Linked DNA regions of Mus musculus: region 1 is linked to region 2. A link is a loop called in an ENCODE intact Hi-C map of the cell type or tissue named here. Cell type or tissue: gastrocnemius. All regions are shown on one strand. Links, peaks and the distances in the headings refer to the core of each region. The heading gives the core; the rest is flanking DNA.

Region 1 (9,572 bases), core at 2,973-7,972, 73 kb after region 2:
GTTGTGAGCTACTATGTGGTTGCTGGGAATTGAACTCAAGACCTCTGGAAGAGCAGTCAGTGCTCTTAACCGCTGAGCCATCTCTCCAGCCCCGGGATTAACTTTTCAGTGAATTGTTTTTGTGTATTTTTGTGGCCCCTCTTCTCCTCTTTTTTGTTTTGTTTTGTTTTGGTTTTGAGACAGGGTCTCACTCTGCAGGCCTAGGTGATTTGGAACACTGACCAGTCTAGATTCAAACTCATGTAGATCTGCCTGCCTTTTCTCCCTTGAGTGCTTGGATTAAAAGGCATGTGCTAAAATGCTCAGCAACTTTCTGTTCTTAGGTGTAAGCGTTTAAGAGCATGAAGTTAGCTTTATCCGTTCAGCTACTTTGAGTTGTATTTCCTTTGCATATCAGATAGACCAGGAGACTCTTACTGTAAATTTACTAGTGGAGAAATTGATGCACTAGAGTACCCTAAGGAATATTTTGGACTTTTTAAGATTTTGTTATGTTTTGGTAGCATAAGCTTAGCCTTCAATGGTGGAGCCATCTTTCGAGTCATTTCCTCCATAAAAAACTGGCAAAGCTGTATTTACAAAGGAGTATTGTAACTTAGGAATGTATTTTATAGCCTGTTCTTATAATTTACTATATTTGTGTTCTAGAAACACCGTAGCTGTTGTATTATATCAATCATTGTTCCTAAGGGGAAATGCATAGGTTCTCATGCGTTTTTGGTCACATTCTTATCAACTCTATACTTTATGACTTTATTTCATGTATGTCTCTGTTTAAGGGTGTCATTTTATGCTCCTGTATGTTAATATATATTGCTGATCCACTGAGATTGAGCTCATAGCCAACTCATGGAAGCTTGTAACTCATGTTTGAATGAATCATTTTTTACACATTTCTTCTGTCTGTAAGACATATGACAGCCTTCTGGCTCTTAGGAACACTGCTTGCTTTCAGATCCACCTAGATCATCAAAGGACACTTACTTTTTTATAGTCTGAGAGTTGAGACAGGAAGGTGAATCATTACCTAATTTGAGTTCATCTGAAACATTAACTTAGAGACTCAGCATCTTTCTGCACTGCAGATCTGCACATACTCTGTACTGCTAGTGTTGTTTTGGGGGTTACAGATGCAGTTTTAATTTACAGAAACAGAAACCTGTGAATGGTGAAAATTAACTCTACCTTTAAATGATAAAGAAATACTTCACAGAGTTGGTTTTAAAGTTTTTTTCTTTTGCTAAAGTGCCAATAGGCTTCATCAGTTTGTTAGGGTAAGGAGAGGAGAAGCTAAGTGTATCTTTGTAATGAATGGGAATCTGTATTCTTCCTATAGAGATTGAAAATATCTGACATTAAATAAACAGGACAGTTTTGAGGTTTAGGATATTTACTGTTTAATGAGTGAGCCTAATTTCTGCTCCTTTTTACCCATATTCTTTAGCCAGGTACCACTGTTTGTCCAAATACATCACAAATGGCGACGAATGTACATGGGAGAATGTCAAGGTCCTGGTGTTCGTACTGACTTTGAAATGGTTCATCTTCGAAAAGTGCCAAGTCAGTACACTCATTTGTCAGGCCTGCTGGACATCTTCAAATCCAAAATTGTGAGTTGACGTTGGTGGTGTCAGTCTTATTTGGAATAAAATAAAAGCAGTTTGGTAATTTGAGTATATAGAAATTTTCTATCATCAATTATGTAATAAATTGTAATCAAACTTGATTAGCAAACTGAAATAAATTATGTAAGTTAAATTTATGATTTTATATATTAGTTAAAAAATTAATTGAGTTGGAGAGATGACTCAGCAGTTCTTCCAGAGGCTTTGGCTTCCATTCCAGCACCCACAGGGTGGCTCTCAGTCTTTTGTAACCCCAGTTCCAGGGACTCACTCCAGTGTCCTCTTCTGACCTCTGAGGGCACCAGACACACATGTGGTGCACAGGTACACATGCAGCAACCCCCCCATAAACCTAAAATATAAAAAGAAAAGGAAAATGAATTGAAAAGAAAAAACCAACTGATATTGCATTTTTCTTTAGTGTGACCCACTCAGGAGGACGCATCTGAGCAGTGTTTCTGTCTGGATGTTTAACATAAATAGAAATGTGTAAAATGTGTAAAAGCAACCGCTTATTTCCAAAGTTGAACTTTTTTAACAGAGTAATTGGTCTAGACTCATGAAATAAACGCTGCAGCTGTTTAGATTAAAGAAGGTGAATGAGATGACTGCCGCGTACAGTGAATGGTTTTTACTCGATCAAGGCAGAGCAGACAGGGAAGACCTGGTTTAGGATTGTTGGGATAGTTTTAATATGTACTGAGTATTTAAAAATTAGTGTTGATGTTAGATTTCTTGTGTTAAACATTGAAGCTGCATAGGAAAACATCCTTCTTAAGTAGTTGCTGAGGTACTGAGAAGTGAACTAACTGCCTTGGTGATTACACATTTTAAAGGGTTCAGGAAAAAAATACACGTGGAGGGGAGGGTTCTGTGCCACAGAACTTGGTACAAGTCATGTGAGTGTTGATTATATTCATTTTCCAACTTTGCAAGGTTTTATTATTTTAAAAAGGAATTTCTCTGTTTTAAATAGGTATTGTTTGTTAGGATTAGAACTTGATTAGAAAAGCACGGAACCAGAGGTTTGGCTTAGTGTAGTAGAAAGCCTGCCTAGCATGCATGAGAGTCTTTGTTCTATCTCCAGTGCTGTGGTGGTTTGAATGAGAATAGCCCCCATGGGCTCTTGTGTTTAAATCTTGATCCCCAGTTAGTGCAGTCTGAGAAGAATTAGGAGGTGTCCTATTTGAGAGGAATGTCACTGGAGGTAGGCTTTGAGGTTTTAAAAGCCCATGCCAGGCCAAGTGTCTTTTTCCATTCTCTGCCTACTGCCTGCAGATCAGGATGTAAAGCTCTCAGCCAGGGAGGGATAGGGCTCCGCTGGCCAGCCTGTTTGCCAGCATGCTTCCCTGCCATGATGTTACAGATTAACCCTCTGAAACAGTAAGCAAGCCCCAGTTACTTGCCTCCCTTTGTAAATTGCCTTAGTCATGGTGTCTCCACAGCAATGAAACAATAACTAAGAACATTCCCAGTACTATAAAAAGGAAGAATTGAAGCTTGGAAGGAGGCAGGCTGCCTGGCCAGCCAAACTCAAATCCATCTGAAATACAGGATAGGAATTTTAAAGTCAGGTCTTCTTTTTATCATTTATTTTTTCTTAACATAATCTTTTGTGGTTGTCTCAATTAAAAATCAGTCTTGGAAACATTTGATGTATGTAGTAACTTTGTTACCCAAGTCTTCTGGGCTCTGAAATCTGAACTATCTAATTCTGTATATAATATGGTGGGAATTTTTTTTTTTTTTTGAAAAGCCCAACTTTGTGTTGATTTCTCTTCATTTCCTTTTTTTTTTTCTTTTTAAACATCAGAAGTATTTAATTAGCATTTTGTGAAATTTCTGGTCTGATGCCAATATTTATAATCTTATCCCTTCTTTTTTTGGTTTTTCCAAGACAGAATTTCTCTGTGTAGCCCTGGCTGTCCTGGACTTGCTTTGTATACCTGACTGGCTTTGAACTCACAGAGATCTGCCTGTCTCTGCCTCCCAAGTGCTGGGATTAAAGGCATACCTCACCATACCTGGCTTCTTGTTTCTTTTTTAATGGTCAGAAGTAATTTCTCTTTTCTTTTTGTAACTAAAACTTTATTGTAAAAAAGCCTTCAAAAATCTTATTCCTTTTAAGAAATAGTAATGAACATTTTCAGATATTTTTGTATTACTTCTGTGTAGCTCAACATTTCTCTTTGGAAACTTCTATTTTAAAGAGACTGTCTTGATGTGTGAAGCCTAACTTAGATTTTGGCTGTCAATAGCTGAGGTTTTAAATGAAAAGCATTGTTAGTTTACCATGTCACCTCTCAGCCTTTCACAGTTTTAAAGAACTCTTGATGGTTGGCTTCTCTCAAAATTGATCTGAGAAAATTGAAGTTAAGGTAGTTGAGCACTGTAACGTTTTCTTCATAGTTAAAGCTGTCCACATCTTTATAAAATTACCCTTTAACTGTCACCTGAGATAGAGTAGCTGATTTCATTTCATAGAGCACTAACTTTTAGGAAAGAGTTCCTGTTGATGGGCCCAGTTTTGCCATTTGCTGTCACATAAAGTACAGCTTTAAATCTCTTCCACCATACTACTAAATATTTGAACCTTCTCAGTGCTTTTCCTTTTCAACTTTAATATGTTTAGTTATTTCATGTTCCTTATAAATCATGGTTTTATAATTTAATAGCTAATTTGTATATTTGTTTTAGAACTATACTTTTTGCCTATTCTTTTTAATAAAAGTTTTATTTGGGCCCAGAGAGGTGGCTCCATGGTTAAGAGCATTGACTGCTCTCAGAGGACCTGGGTTCCATTCCCAGCACCTACATTGTGGCTCACATCTACCTGTTACACCAGTTCCAGGGGATCTGATACCTTCTTTCTGGCCTTCACAGGCACCAGGCACTCAAGTGTCATGTAAACATTCATTCATGCAGGAAAGCACTCAAACACAGAAAATAAAGCAAAAAAAAATTTTTTAAAGATTTATTTATTTATTTATTTATTTATTATATGTAAGTACACTGTAGCTGTCTTCAGACACTCCAGAAGAGGGCGTCAGATCTCGTTACGGATGGTTGTGAGCCACCATGTGGTTGCTGGGATTTGAACTTCGGACCTTCGGAAGAGCAGTCGGGTGCTCTTACCCACTGAGCCATCTCACCAGCAACAAAATTTTTGAAATTAGTTTTACTTTGAAATTTTAACTTTTCTAGCCGTTGTGTGTGTTAGTTTTATAAACTCACGGTTGCTGTCTATAGAGCATTGTAGAACCAGGTCTTAAAGTAGCAGTTGGAGCTTCTTGACCTGCTCATATTGGAAGTGTTGTCTATGTGATCTTGGAATTTGAGTTTCTCTGCTCAGGCTGTGAGGGGGAGTTATTTTTCAGGCATATGGCTACATTCTTTGGAAAAGTGTGACGCACCCTTGTTGTGCTCAAGACTTTGGTACCTTACATTTACTTTATTTAAACATTTATTTTTTATTGCATTTATTTTGTATGTGTGCATGCAAATGCACACACATTCACATACATATTATGGTGCATGTGTGGATCTCAGAGGGACAACTTGAGGGAGTTGGATCTCTTCTCTATGTGGGACCCAAGGATTGGGGTCAGATCATCAGGATTGGTGGCAAGTGCCTTTAACCACTGAGCCATCATGTTAGTGGCCTTGGTCCTTCATTTAATGTCATCTGTAATCCCCCAATATGTCTTCATTCACACTGTCAGATTGTAACAGTCATGTGCTCTGAGCCCCGTGTAGCCCCTCAAGTCTTCTCAGAATGCCTTTCCTAGGACCTACAAACGTGTCTGTGCCATGTTTGATCCTTACTCTTTTCAGATATCTCAGTCTACATCTATCCGAACTGCCAGGACTAGGGCAGAATGACTGAATACTAGGCCTTAAAAAACAAAGAACAAAAAAACAACCCAACCAGAATCATACTTTTTCTAGGGTACAATAGGCTAAGGTTTGGATTTGTTTCTTATCATACCCACCTTGTACTTAGTCTCTGAAATGAGTTTTTGTTTATCCTAAATTACCAGTGATATGTGTAGGGGCTGCTTCTGAGCTATAAGATTCTATAGTTTTGTTTCTCAGGGGATAGTATTCAAGGGAACAAAATCAAACCTGTGCTTAAGATGTTCCCATGGGACTCCTGAATCTGTTTCAATCTTGTTTTGCTTAGTGGGCAAGAAGTCAGGGTCGTAGAATTTTTATTATTGTTAGTGAACTTATGGATAATTCTAAGTCTATTGTTAACGATTTATCTAATATAATCTATTTTGTATGAGTGATTATGGTTAAATATTAAACCTAATTTTGATTTCAATTTTTCTTGAAGATACCATTTCCCGAAATGTATCGATAAACTTTAAAAAGTATACAACTCTCTGTGACATTCAGTGACTGAAATGGATAGTAAAGTATAGGTGCTGGAGAGATGGTTCAGCAGTTAAGGTCACTGCCTTGTAAAGGACCCAGATTTGATTCCCAGCACACACACGTGTGTGTGTGTGTGTGTGTGTGTGACAGAAGCTTAAAACCACCTGTAACTGTAGTTCCAGACAAACTGAGCCCTCTTTTGATCTCCTTAAGTACTACATGCACGTGGCTCAGACAGGCATGCAGGCAACACACACACACACACACACACACACACACACACACACACACACACATATAAATATACAACTATGCTTTATAACAAAGTTGAAGATCACTTTGCTTAATGGGATATATATTTTCTTTTCTGGTAAGAGTTTAAGCTCAGCCGGGCATGGTGGCGCAGGCCTTTGATCCCAGCACTTGGGAGGCAGAGGCAGGTGGATTTCTGAGTTCGAGGCCAGCCTGGTCTACAAAGTGAGTTCCAGGACAGCCAGCCAGAGCTATACAGAGAAACCCTGTCTCGAAAAACCAAAAAAAAAAAAAAAAAAAAAAAAAAAAAAGAGTTTAAGCTCTTTATTTTAAAGTAATTTGTTCCCTGGCCTTGTTTTTAGACCTTTATGCTTATTTCTTTGGATTTTGACATTCAGTCTCACTGTATTACCCAGGCTGGCCTGGAATGGCCTGGGACTGTGAGAACACAGCAGCAGCTTCTTTTTTTTTTTTTAACGTACATAACTTTTCCATTAGATGAAAATATTTGTGGAAAAAATACGCAGAGGTTAAAGAGATCTCTTGCTCTACAAAGACCCAATCAAATAATAGTGGCATTTCCTGGAGTTTGCTTTTCCAGTTTTTAAGTTCTGTAGTCTCTTCCTCCTTAGTTTTCTTTCCATACAGAGTTTATTAGCTTAAAACCGTTGCACTTCATTGTGATGCTTTTGTCTCTGTGACACTTCTCCCCTGACCTTTCCCCTTCCTTGTGCTCTCCTCTCCCCCACCTCCCTGCAGTGACCCCTGTTCCACTTGAATGTCATGTGACGTGTCGCCCACTCCCTTTCTCAGTCCCTCTTGATCCCCACTCAGGGTTCCCTATCCAGTTTCATAGGCTGTACCTATTCCTACAACCACTTACTTACATGCACACAGACATTAAAAGTTAAGATCTGGCTCTTAAAATCTTTCCATCCCCCCTTGGTGATCGCCGAGCCTTACTTTGTAGAGGTTACATTATAGATGTGTCAGTTGGGATTGCAGTTTTTTTTCCTTTCCAAAATTTTATTTATTTTAAGGCATGTATCACTATGTAGCCTTGGCTGGCTTGGAAGTTGCTGTGTAGACAATTCAGATCTCAAACTCACAAAGCTCTGTCTGCCTCTGTCTCTCGAGTGCTAGGATGAACGGCCTGCACCATGCTCAGCTAGTATCTTCCGTCTTGGTTATTTAAGCTATACACAACTGGGTCAGTCTTATTTTTTTTTTCATGTTTGACTCTATACACTAGTGTTTGAAACTGTAAACTTAAAATTCTAGTTTCTCAGCTTTGAAATGTTGTTGCTGAAGTTTTTAAACACAGGCTAAAACATTTACATGGTATTGTCTTTGCATGTGTTTCTAGGGCTGTCCTTTAACTCCATTGCCTCCAGTTAGCATTGCGATTCGGCTCACATACGTGCTTCAGGATTGGCAGCAATACTTTTGGCCTCAGCAGCCTCCAGGTGAGAACATTTGGAACTGTGTTTAACCTATTAAAATAGATTGAAAAGAAAATATATTAAGAAATTAAGATTATCTAATGGTGTTTCATACTAGGAATTCCTGTATTCTTTTAAATGTAATTGCTGATTTTGTTATCTGTATAATTTTATTTTCCTGAAGAAAGCTCTCACATCTTTTTGAGACAGTGCTATTTCATATTTGACAGTCTGTGAAAGCTGACATGATTTATAAAGCAACCCCTGTGATAGAACATTGTGTGCATTACCATACAGTGAATGATAAAAATACCCATGTTTAGAATGTCACAGAAGCCATCCTCATAAGCTGAAAACAGTAATGTCGAAACCTTAAGAGCAGCAGTTTTGAACCTGTGGGTTGTACCCCCTTTGAGAGATGAACAGGCCTTTCACAGGGTTCACCTATGACGATCCTAAAACACAGATATTTATATTATGATTCATATCAGTAGCAAAATTAGTTATGAATTTAGCAATGAAAATAATCTCATGGTTGGGGTTCACTATAACAAGAGGGACTGTATGGTCGTAGCATTAGGAAGGCTTAGAGTATGGGGAAAAGAAGAAATAAATTTGTATATTGTTTTATGGAAGAAGATTGTAGAATATCTAATATTAATTATTATCCCAGGCTATGCCAAGGACTCAGATATGAACAATGCGTCACCTAAGTTCTAGACAAACTCAGCTTGGGGACATAGAACCTAATTGAGGTTTTCGTTGGTTTTTTTTCTTCCTGCTTGCTTTGTTGGATATAGTTGTTTATAGTGCTTCTTTTAATACCATTTATTTAATGTATGTGCCATGGTGTGTGACATCAAAGGAAGTCACAGGACAGCTTGTGAGAGTTAGTTCTTTTCTATCATGTGGGTCTGGGGATGGAACTTGGGTTGTCAAGCTTGGTGGCAGACACCTTTACTTGCTAAATTCTCTTGCCAGCCTCACAGTACTCTACTTTTAACCCTTTTTGTTTCTGAAATAATGTCTGTACTTCCTTTAAAATATTTTTGTTTTGGTTTGGTTTTGTAGTCCTGGTTGTCCTGGAGCTCATTATATATACCAGACTGGCCTTGAACTCAGAGATTCTCCTGTCTTTGCCTCCAGAGTGGTGTGATGAAAGGAATGTGCCACCATACTTGACCAAAATGTTTTTAAAAATTCTTATTATCATATATGCATTGTACAAAGTGATGTTTCATAAAGAAATGTTCATTTAAGTCATCAAATATATGCATATATATGTTGCATATGAGAGAAAACAATATTGGACTCATTTCTCCATTACTGTCTCATTTGCTCTCTCTCTTTAGACTTTTCATTCCTGCAAATATACATACATTCTGCATATATACATACTATGCACTTGTGTGTACGCGCGCGCGCGCACACACACACACACACACACATATAAGCATACACACATAGGCGTGTACACCCTTTAAATATAGAGAAAACATACAATATATGTTTTTCCAGGTCAGTCTGATTTTGTTTAACATGATGACCCACTTTCCTGGGAATGACATAATTTTTTTTTATGACACAAACTTCACTGTGTATATATGAATCATATTTTCTTTACCTATTCATCTGTTAGTGGATATCAAGGATGGTTCCATATCTGAGCTGTTGTGAATGTCGCAAGTATTTTTGTGGTATGCTGACTTAGATTCTTAGTATAGTTGGATAAGATAATTTATCTTGAATTTTATTTATTTATATTTATCTGTGTGTGTTTGTGTGTGTGTGCGTGCGCGCACATGCATGCGTGTGCATGTGCGCCTACCATATGAACAGTGTGTATAGAGGTTCAGATGTCTTCCTTTATCAT
Region 2 (9,572 bases), core at 1,506-6,505:
GTATGGATACTCTAAACGTACACGCATAAGCAAGAGCTTGACTCACCATCAGATTGCCTTTGCTGTTCTTTCAGAACACAAGGAGCCACCTCCCCAGCTGCAGATGCAGCAAGGCTTGAGTCTAAGCAAGGTCTGGGTGGTGAGAGAGCCACGTCCACACCACAGAGCTCCTCAGAACTTCCGTCTGTCTTCAGAAGTGAAGGCTGTGTGGTTAGCATCCTCCCCGTGAGGCCCACCATCTCCGCGTCATCTGGTGGAGAGACAGGATGCACTTGTTCCCGTTCCTGATGCTCTGAAGTCACCTGACTGAAAGGAGAGAGATGGGGAAAACTCATTTGCTGGTATAGTTCAGATCTCAGGGGGTCTCTCTGTGATCAAAGTTTGGTCCCTTGCATATGACGATGTCGGAGGAGGTGGTACCTAATGGCTGGGAGAATGTCTTGGAGGGGGTTCCGGCACTTGTCACTGTGTTCTCTTCATGACCACCCTGAAGGAAGCAGCCTCCTCCCCAGCCTGCTCTCCACCATGATGTGCAGCTGTCTTACACCACAAAACCAAAGCAACTGTGGAACGAACCTCTGAAACCAAACCAAATTCCTCTCTGTACACTCTCTTAAGTGTTTTGCCAGTTACAGAAAACTGATGGTACATTCCCAGTATCCTCCAGATCTGCAGGTCTCAGACCAGAGAACGTGTTGGGAAGTTAGGAAAATTGGTTCCCACGTGGTCTGGTTGAGTGGGGCTGTGGACTCCTACCAGGAGAAGTCCCCCTGCTTGTCCTGGCCTGCTCCTGCCAGCTCTGCCTTCTGGATTCAGTCCTAGTCAGTGATCCTTTCTTAGTCCCCGTTCGTGGGAACAGGAGAGTCAGACAAAACGAATTAATTAGCCAGGCCAGTACTCTCAAATTGTCTGCAATGGGAAACTGGTTTCTATTTTCATTAGCTACTTTTATTACCTTATTTTTATTATTTATTTTTTGAAACAGAGTCTTATATAATACAAGCTAGTCCCAAACTAGCTATGTAGCCAAGGATGGCATTGAACTTGGAAGCCTCCTGCCTCTACCACCCAAGTGTTAGGATTACAGGCATGCACCACCATATCCGGTTTATGAAGCACTGAGGATCAAACTCAGGGCTTCATGTATGCTAAGAAAGCCCTCTGCCTGCTGGGCTGCACCCCCAACTCCATCGTTTAGTTCTTTGAGAAAGACAGAGCCTTGCTTTTGTATAGTTAATCTTCCAAACAAAACAGCCACCATTTCCATCAGGCTGACTATTCCTGCTGGTAGGAGATCTATCACTAGCCAGTTTACTAGGAGGGTCGTGGAACCTCACCTGAGATTCTAGCTAGTCCTGCCAACCAACTGTACACAATTCTGTCCTAATTGCATGGGACCTCAGGAGGTATTAGGGTATAAACGATAAGGAAGGTTAATTGACAAAGACTCCATACCTGACTCTGGGGAAGCCAACATCGGTACTGGTTGAAGACTTTCCAATGTGGCTGCTTTGGGGTTTCCATGCTCCCATAAGCCCCTCCCCGATGCTCTCTAAGTGACCTCTGGTAGAGCCATGCTTTAGTTTGTCTTTGGGACCTTATAAGGAGGGGTAGACACTTTTTACATCTCATTGGGGAAAGAGATTTCCCAAGAGTGCCGCCTGCCCTAGAACAAGATATGTAAACCAGGCTGACCTTAAGCTTGTAGTCATCTTCCTGTCTCTGACTTTTGAATTCTAGTGCCAGAAGAAGCCATCTTACAACCTTCCAAGTCATTGCGGAGTGATACTTTTTGACAAATGTAATGAAAACTAGAGTAGAATGCCAAGAGTCAAAAACTGTTTTTGCATCAACTGATCAGTGGATGTGAGATTGTACTATCAAATTACTAATGCTCACCCTCATGGTCTGTACTAACATTGTCTTGTACTGGTCATGGGCTACAGAATAGCATTTTTCCAGAACAATGTAGGTATGCTATAGCCCTGAAGCCAAATCAGACCTTCAGTCTCTGTCTCTGTCTCTCTCTCTCTCTGTGTCTATGTGTGCTCGCACATGTGTGTTGGGGGGCTACTCCTCTGTGTGCAGGTACATTTGCCTATGTGCATTGAAATGGAAGCCAGTGGAGGGCATTGGGTGTCCCACACTGGTTAGAAGATTTCTTTGAGACAAGGTGTTTCACTAAACCTGAAGCTAGGCTGACAGCCAGCAAGTCCCAGTAATCCTCCTGTCTCTACCTCCCCACAGTGCTGGGGTTATAGGCATACACATATCTATTCCAAGCATTTTACATAGATACTGGAGATTTGAGCTCTGATCCTCATGCTTGCCAGCAAGTGTTCTTTCCGGCTGAGCTCCATCACTGCAACAGACGTCATATGGCCCACACACCTGAAATGTCTATTTATTGTCCAGCCCCTCTTCATCGCATTCATTGCCACACAACTGCCATCTTTTCTACTTAAATTACAGCCCAGTACCTTGGAGGATATTCCTTACTTGCTTTCTTTCAAGTCTTCTTGGCTTGCTTCTTGGAGAGGATCCGGTGGAAACGTCACAATAATCTCCACACCTGTAGAAAGTCATGACAAGAGTAGATGAAGAAAGAAAGGAGTGAACTCCTAATGGATGAAATGCTTTAATCTATTTAGATAAGTCTACTCCTAAGGGTCATAGAATAAATGTTAGTTAGGGGGTGGGGCTTGGCCAATTTCTCCAGCACGTCCATGTTGTGCCAAGTATGTGCCACCTCCAGCTAAGGATGGTGGTGAGTGTGGCCCACCACAAAATTATATACTTGGCTAAAATATCCTGAAAGTGTGTGTGTGTGTGTGTGTGTGTGAGAGAGAGAGAGAGAGAGAGAGAGAGAGAGAGAGACTTGAGTGCACTGTTCTTGAGTGTGAGCTTTGGGATGACAGTTTGAAGTCATAATATCGAAAGGTTGGTTTTATGTTAATTTCCAGATACAGGGTAGGTTTGCTTAGTGAGGAGTCTGACACACGCCCCATTAGCTGAGTTTAGTGTTCAGGACCCACATGGTGGAAGGAAAGGACCGACTGGCACATTATCCTTTGACTTGTGTATATAGGCTGAGGTATGTGTATATCCACGCACATATATACATGTAGAAAAAAATAACTAAAATGTAATCTTCCAGATGGAGAGGAGAGTCTTTGACTGATCAGTGTCCTGTTTGGAGATAAAAAGTTCCCCTTGAATATAACAGACAGCACCTGCCTCCCAGAGAACCTATATTAACTGAAATCCATCAGCTACAAAGAGAAATTCTGTCAAAAAGATCATTGTTTCTTTGAATTATTAAGGTTTAAAACCTTAAGAGCCCCCCGCCCCGCCCTCCCCCCCCCCCAGGCAACTTGAGACACTGTTGGGCTTTCTGAGGACCTGGCTTTAAAGTTTATGAAAGTCAGAGGCAGTTTGAGCACAGGACTCTTCCAGAGGGGGGCAGGGGTCGTTTGTTTTCATCAGTTTTTCCAGGATCAATGATGATCATTATTTTAACTGTTACCAAGTTATGCTCTGTACTCAGCCTGGAGAAAGGCAGTGACTAAGACTAAGGAAGGCTGGAGGCTGCTTGGCACAGTGCAACGGGGCACAGAGGTAGAGGAAAGGAATGATGGGAAATGGAAAGCATGAGACTGGGGCTGGGCTGGAACAGTAACTATGTAACCACAGAGAGCAGGAGCAGGTGGCCGTCCAGGGAGGGGCAGCAGGCCAAGCCTGATCCAGATAAAGGATATAACAGAAAGATGGAGGGTTTTTTAGTCATATTCTCTCTCTCTCTCCTCTTTCCTCTCTCCTCTCTCCTCTCTCCTCTCTCCTCTCTCCTCTCTCCTCTCTCCTCTCTCCTCTTTCTCTTTCCCTCCCTCTCTCCCGCCCTCCTTCCCTCCCTCTCCCCTCTCCTCCTTGATCCCTTCCCCCTGCCCTCCTCTCCCTCTCCTTCTGAATGTGTGTGTTTATGTATACGAACATACACATGATGCCAGTGTCATCCCTCAGGCACTGTCCATCTTGATTTCTTGTTTGTAAGTTTTGTTTTTGTCTTTGGGGAACAGGGTCTCTCCCTGGCCTGACACTCACTAGGTAGGCCGGGGCATCAGGCATTTTTTATGTGGGCTCTGGAGAACAAACTCAGGGCCTTATCTTTGTAAAGCAAGCACTTTACCAGTGGCTGTCTCTCCAGCTTCTGTTCTTTCCCTTTGCAAGTTGTTTTCAAAATTTCACCACATACTTCTGAAATTGCCAGAGAACCCCAAAGCAACAGTGCTATCTTTAGGGACAAGTTGATATACCTTCTGTCCTTCGTGGCCAGTTTTCACCCCTGGGAGCTGCTCCTTCCCTAGCCAATATGAACGGGCTGAAGTCATCTTCAAGGTCAAAGTCCTGTAAGATCACAGACTGAGAGCTCAGAGAGGTTCTGGGGAGATGCTCAGTCAAACACTTGCCACACAGGCATGAGCAACTGAGTTCAGTAAGCGCAATCCGCATTTAAAAGCTTGGTGTTGGGGCACACATTTGTAACACCAGCCCTGGGAAGCAGACGCACGTGTGGTTACCTGGGGTCAGCCAGCCGTGATAGGTTGGCTTTAGAGCAACAGCAGCCAAGGTTGGCTTGCACATGTATACACACATGTGTGAACACATACACACTTTTTAAAATCTAAACGTTAAGGTGGTGACTCAACATACTAGTTTGTTGGCAGGGTGAATGCTGACCTTCCAAGGGTAAACTTTGACACTGTGAATTCCTTCTAAATTGGATAAAATATTTAGGACTTTAAACATCGAGGAAGGTTCCATTCCCCCGGAGCAGAAGCGGTTAATTGCGTAATGACAATGGAAGATCAAAGCTGAAATCCCACCCTCAGTATTTTCTACTTTAAGCTGCTACAAATGCCCTCTGCACGGATAAGTGGAAAGAATCCTTCAGACACAGTCACAGGGAAGCAAACTGCGAGGAGCTACAACGTCAGCCTACAGCTGATCCCTGGGGCATCACAGAAGATCAAGAAAGCCCTGCTCCCAGGGAAACTGCAGATAGAACCCCAGAGGGAAGCAGGCAGCAAAGCTGATTACAGTTTTCTCTAGGACTGTTCTCTGATCTGATCATGGGGCACAACTTCCCAAACTCCCTTTGGCCTTCTAGAAAATAAGCCTTATGTTTGAAAGCCAACTTGATTTATAAAGAAGTACTCAGAACTCTTTAAAGGGAAATGTTTTCTTTGTATGATAGAAGTCATTGTCTTTAATTTTTAAAACTTATTTTCATTTATTTTATTTTTATTTATTTTTTAAGACAAGGTTTCTGTCCTGGAACTTGCTCTGTAGACCAGGCTGCCTCTGCCTCCTGAGTGCTGGGATTAAAGGTGTATGCCGCCACCACCTGACTTAAAAAAGATTATTATTGAGCGCGTGCATATGTGTGTGTGTGTGTGTGTGTGTGTGTGTGTGTGTGTGTGTGTGTGTATGTACACATGAGGACACATGCTTGTGGCACAGGGCACATGTGGAGGTCAGAAGCTAGCTTGTGGGATTCAGTTTTCTACTTGCAGTATGTGGGTCCCAGGGATTGAACTTAGGTAGCCAGGCTTGGTAGGAGCAAGCACCACTACTTTCTGAAACATCTGCCTCAGAGTTATTGTTGGTGATATTCTCCTTTAATGGAAGTTGTTACTATTGATTTTGTGCTTTTAATTTTCTACATCTAGGCTGGGGATGTAGTTGACTGTGCCCAGCACCATATATAACTGGGCATGGAGGCACATGTTTGTAATCTCAGCACTTGGGAAACCGAGGCAGAGGCCGGAGTTCAAGGTCATTTTTGGTTATGCAAGCAGTTTGAAGCTGGCCTGGGATGCATGAGACCTGTCTCAAAAATAAACACCGTATTTAAATGGAAAGGCGCATCTAGGCCTCAGTTCTATAACAAAGTCCTACGACCCTGGCACTGTGAACTTTAGGAACACTACAACTGCCCAAAGATTCTAAAACCTTAAAGAAAGAAGGGTGGGGAGAATAGAAAGCATAGGAAACTAGGTTGTGAACAGATTTCTTTAAAACTCTGTTGGAATGTCAAGTATGATGTCTCAATGGGGAATGACACTTGCTGCCAAAAATGGTCACCCAAGTTTGATCCTGGGAGCTGCATAGGAAGAGAGAACTGATCCCCAAAAGTTGTCTCCTGATGTCCATGAGTACTGTAATATGCATTTGAATTCTAGTCCCCATAAATAAATGTAATTAAAAATTTTTAAATACCATTAGAAGGTAAAAATACTCAGAAATGAAAAGACTCCCACACTGGAAAGAAAGTATTAATGAAAAAAATTTAAAATGTATAAAATAAATAGAATCCTATGACATAGAATTCAATACAGATAAAACAGGAACTGCCTTCTGTGTTATTCACATACAAGTTAGGGGCAGATCGAATGTCTGTCTTCCCAAAGAGATTTTATGTTTGAGTCCTAAATTTCAGAGTGATGTCAGGAGGAAGTAGGACCTTTAGGAGGGAATTACTTCATGAGAGTGGAGCCCTGATAGTGGCCTGAGTGGTCCTAGTCAAGACACCAGTGAGCCAGAAAGAGGAACTAACCAAAGGCTTCCAGCGTGCATACACTGAATTGAAACATTCTTTCGGCAGAGAGAAGGCAACTCCTAAGAGTCAGGAAGCTCATAAAGCTACCGAGACTCTGACCTACCCTGAGGCTATATAAGCAGTAAAAAAGAATTACTTGGGGGCTGAGTGAAAAGAAGAGAGAGAGAGAGAGAGAGAGAGAGAGAGAGAGAGAGAGAGGCTCTTTAATTGAGGTACTTATAGATCACAAGTTTCAAGGATGCAGCTTTCCCGGATTCATCGCCCATTTATTTCGGTGATCCAGTGGCCTTTGAGTCATCCATGGTTCTGTATACAGCCCCTTATCCATGATCCTATAAATAAGCTAATGAACTCACTGCTCCACTGAGCTGGCTGTGAATGGAATCTTTCCTTTGGTCTATTGTCTGTACTCTGACAGATGGCTAGACATGGGTTTATGTCTGAAAAGCCATATAACAGCAACCTATTCTAACTCCTTAGTCCCTAGAACTGAGAAATAAATTTCTGGTTTGTTTTGCTTTTGTAGTTTTGTTTTGTTTGAGACAGGGTTTCTCTGTGTAGCCCTGGCTGTCCTGGAACTTGTGATACAGACCAGGCTGGTCTTGAACTCACAGAGATCTGCCTGCCCCTGTCTCCCAAGTGCTGGGATTAAGTGCATGCAACATTGCCGCCTGACTTAAATTTCTGTTCTTTATTATCTCACTCACTCGCTATATGGATTTTATTGTGACAGTAGAAATTAAGACACACATGTGCACACACAAACACACACAAACACACACAAACACACACACACACACACACACACACACACACACACACACTCTCGGTACAACCTAACTAGCTAATTTGCGTATTTAAATTTATGTAAATGAATGTTTTGCCTACATGTACGTCTACCACATGCATGCAGTCCTAGCTGAGGCCAGAAGAGGATGTCAGATCTCCTAATACTGAAGTTTCAGATGGTTGTGAGCTCCTATGCGAGTGCCAGGAATCAAGTCTTCTGGAAGAGCAGTCAGTGCTCTTAACTACTGAGCCATCTCTCCAGCCCCTAATTTACAATTTAAACATGATTATACTAATACTGTCATTAGTCAGCTGGATGGGGTGTTACATACTATGGGATCCTGGGAAGCTAAAGTAGGAGTTCAAGACCAGCTTACACTACATAGTAAGTTCTAACAGTATAACAAGACTGCCTCAAAAATATGTGTACACGATATTGATATTTATAGAAATCATATATGATTATTACAAAACATTGAGGCAGTACAAATAAAATAGTAGGTTGACCAGACATTTCATTTTTATCGTTGTGCTTTTTTAAACTGTTTTTAAAAAGATTTAATCATCTTATTTTATCTACACAAATGATTTGCTTGCATGAATATGTCTGTACTGCCTGCATGCCTGGTATCTTTGGCGATCAGAAAAGGGTATGGAGTTATGGGTGGTTGTGAGTTATCATGCCGATGCTGGGAACTGATCCTGTATCCTCTGTAGATGCAGAGCACACTCTTCACTGCTGAGCCACCTCTCCCCCCTTCCCCTCCTCCCATGTCCTCTTCCCTCTCCACCCCCCCATTTCCTCCTACCTCACTGCTGCTGATGCTCTGCAAGGTGAGGTTTTCAGTTTGGGAAACTGTCATCTCCATTGGAGTAGAGCCTGCCTCATGACAGATGTCAAGCAGTGACTCGGCATGTCTTTCTGTCAAAAAGAATCAACCTGCCTTAGTAAATACAGTGGAATTTAATAGAAAAAGATACCTAATGTTAACTTCTGATATGCATGTACATGCACCACACACATACACACACACACAGACACACACACACTGCATACATACTTCACACACATGAATTCAAGAAAAAAAAAAGTTACCAAGAGTTAGATTTTGGTTCAACATAATTATAGCAACTCATCCTTAATGACGTCATTCTCACAGGCACACCCTCTGAGGTGCTGGAACATAGAAAAGAGCTTTTCAACCCTCTGAGTCATCAACAGGGGAAAGAGGAAAGATGTTTACCTTTCTCCTTTCACTAAAGATGAACCCTTGAATGGATTTCTGTTGGTGCATGGGTGGGAGGAAGCCTCTCTATTCTCTTCCAAACAGATTTGCCTAGAAAACTAAAGGTTGTGTTGCCTGGTAACTGTCTTTTTTGCTCTCTTGAATTGCCCTGGAAGACTCTCATGGGTTGAAGATGATTTCCCCATAATACTATAGCAAGAGAGAGGAATCAGAGTGAAAAGTGATGGGGGGATTTGTGAAGACCACTCAGTCCCTTAAATAGCTTGACCTCCAGATGGCTCAGTTGACCAAGTGCTTTCCTGCAAACATAAGGAGCGGAGATCAATTCCCAAAACCTGAAATTAAAAAAGGAAGTGTGTGTGTGTGTGTGGTGGGGGTGTCTGGAGAAGTAGCTCAGTGGTTAAGAACACTGATTGATTGATTGATTGGTTGGTTGATTGATTGCTCTGCCAGGGAACTAGGTGGTTTGATTCCTAGCAGGTATGTGGTAGCTAACAACTGTCTATGACTTCACTTCCAGATCCGGTCTCCTCTTTTTGACTCTACTGGTGCTAGGCACACATGTAGTAAACAGACATACATGCAGGCAAACACCCATACAGTTAAAACTAAAGTAAATAAATATCAAAATAGAATAAGAAAAACCAGGTGTGAATTTTTAGCCCCAGTGCTGGGAAGGTGGAGACAAGGGGACCCCTGGGGCAGTCAGCCCAGCTGGCTAAGCAAGTTCTAGGAAAAAGTGAGAGATCCTAGTTTCAAGAAGCAAGGTTTGGGGCTGGAGAGATGGCTTATTGGTTAAGAACGCTTGCTGCTATTACAGACATCCAGGCTTATTCTCTAGCATCCACAGCAACTCACAATTACTTGTAACTCCAGAGGGGGCTCTCTTTTGGCCCCCATGAGCACTACATACAAGTAGG

The links. Hi-C counts contacts between places; a loop is a spot of excess contacts. Peaks named below come from ENCODE experiments on the same cell type or tissue, not always from the same donor. Only the 100,000 strongest peaks of a DNase experiment are listed, where the experiment ranks them.
Region 1: a loop joins it to region 2, with 4 times the contacts of the local background. A loop is called at or near these places in 15 of 42 quality-filtered maps.

What each region holds. Positions count from the first base shown.
Region 1 is chr1:127,902,228-127,911,799 of GRCm38, forward strand. It overlaps Rab3gap1 (RAB3 GTPase activating protein subunit 1), which reads left to right. Exons shown (of 24, transcript NM_178690.4): 7 at 1,445-1,610; 8 at 7,624-7,723. Among named protein-coding and RNA genes, the nearest start is that of Rab3gap1, 38 kb to the left of the region's middle. In gastrocnemius, for the core only: no CTCF peak of the experiment used is centred there; no DNase peak of the experiment used is centred there.
Region 2 is chr1:127,830,225-127,839,796 of GRCm38, forward strand. It overlaps Map3k19 (mitogen-activated protein kinase kinase kinase 19), which reads right to left. Exons shown (of 14, transcript NM_011737.2): 6 at 8,215-8,327; 7 at 4,311-4,401; 8 at 2,500-2,572; 9 at 47-306. Among named protein-coding and RNA genes, the nearest start is that of Map3k19, 20 kb to the right of the region's middle. In gastrocnemius, for the core only: no CTCF peak of the experiment used is centred there; a DNase peak (open chromatin) is centred at 3,714.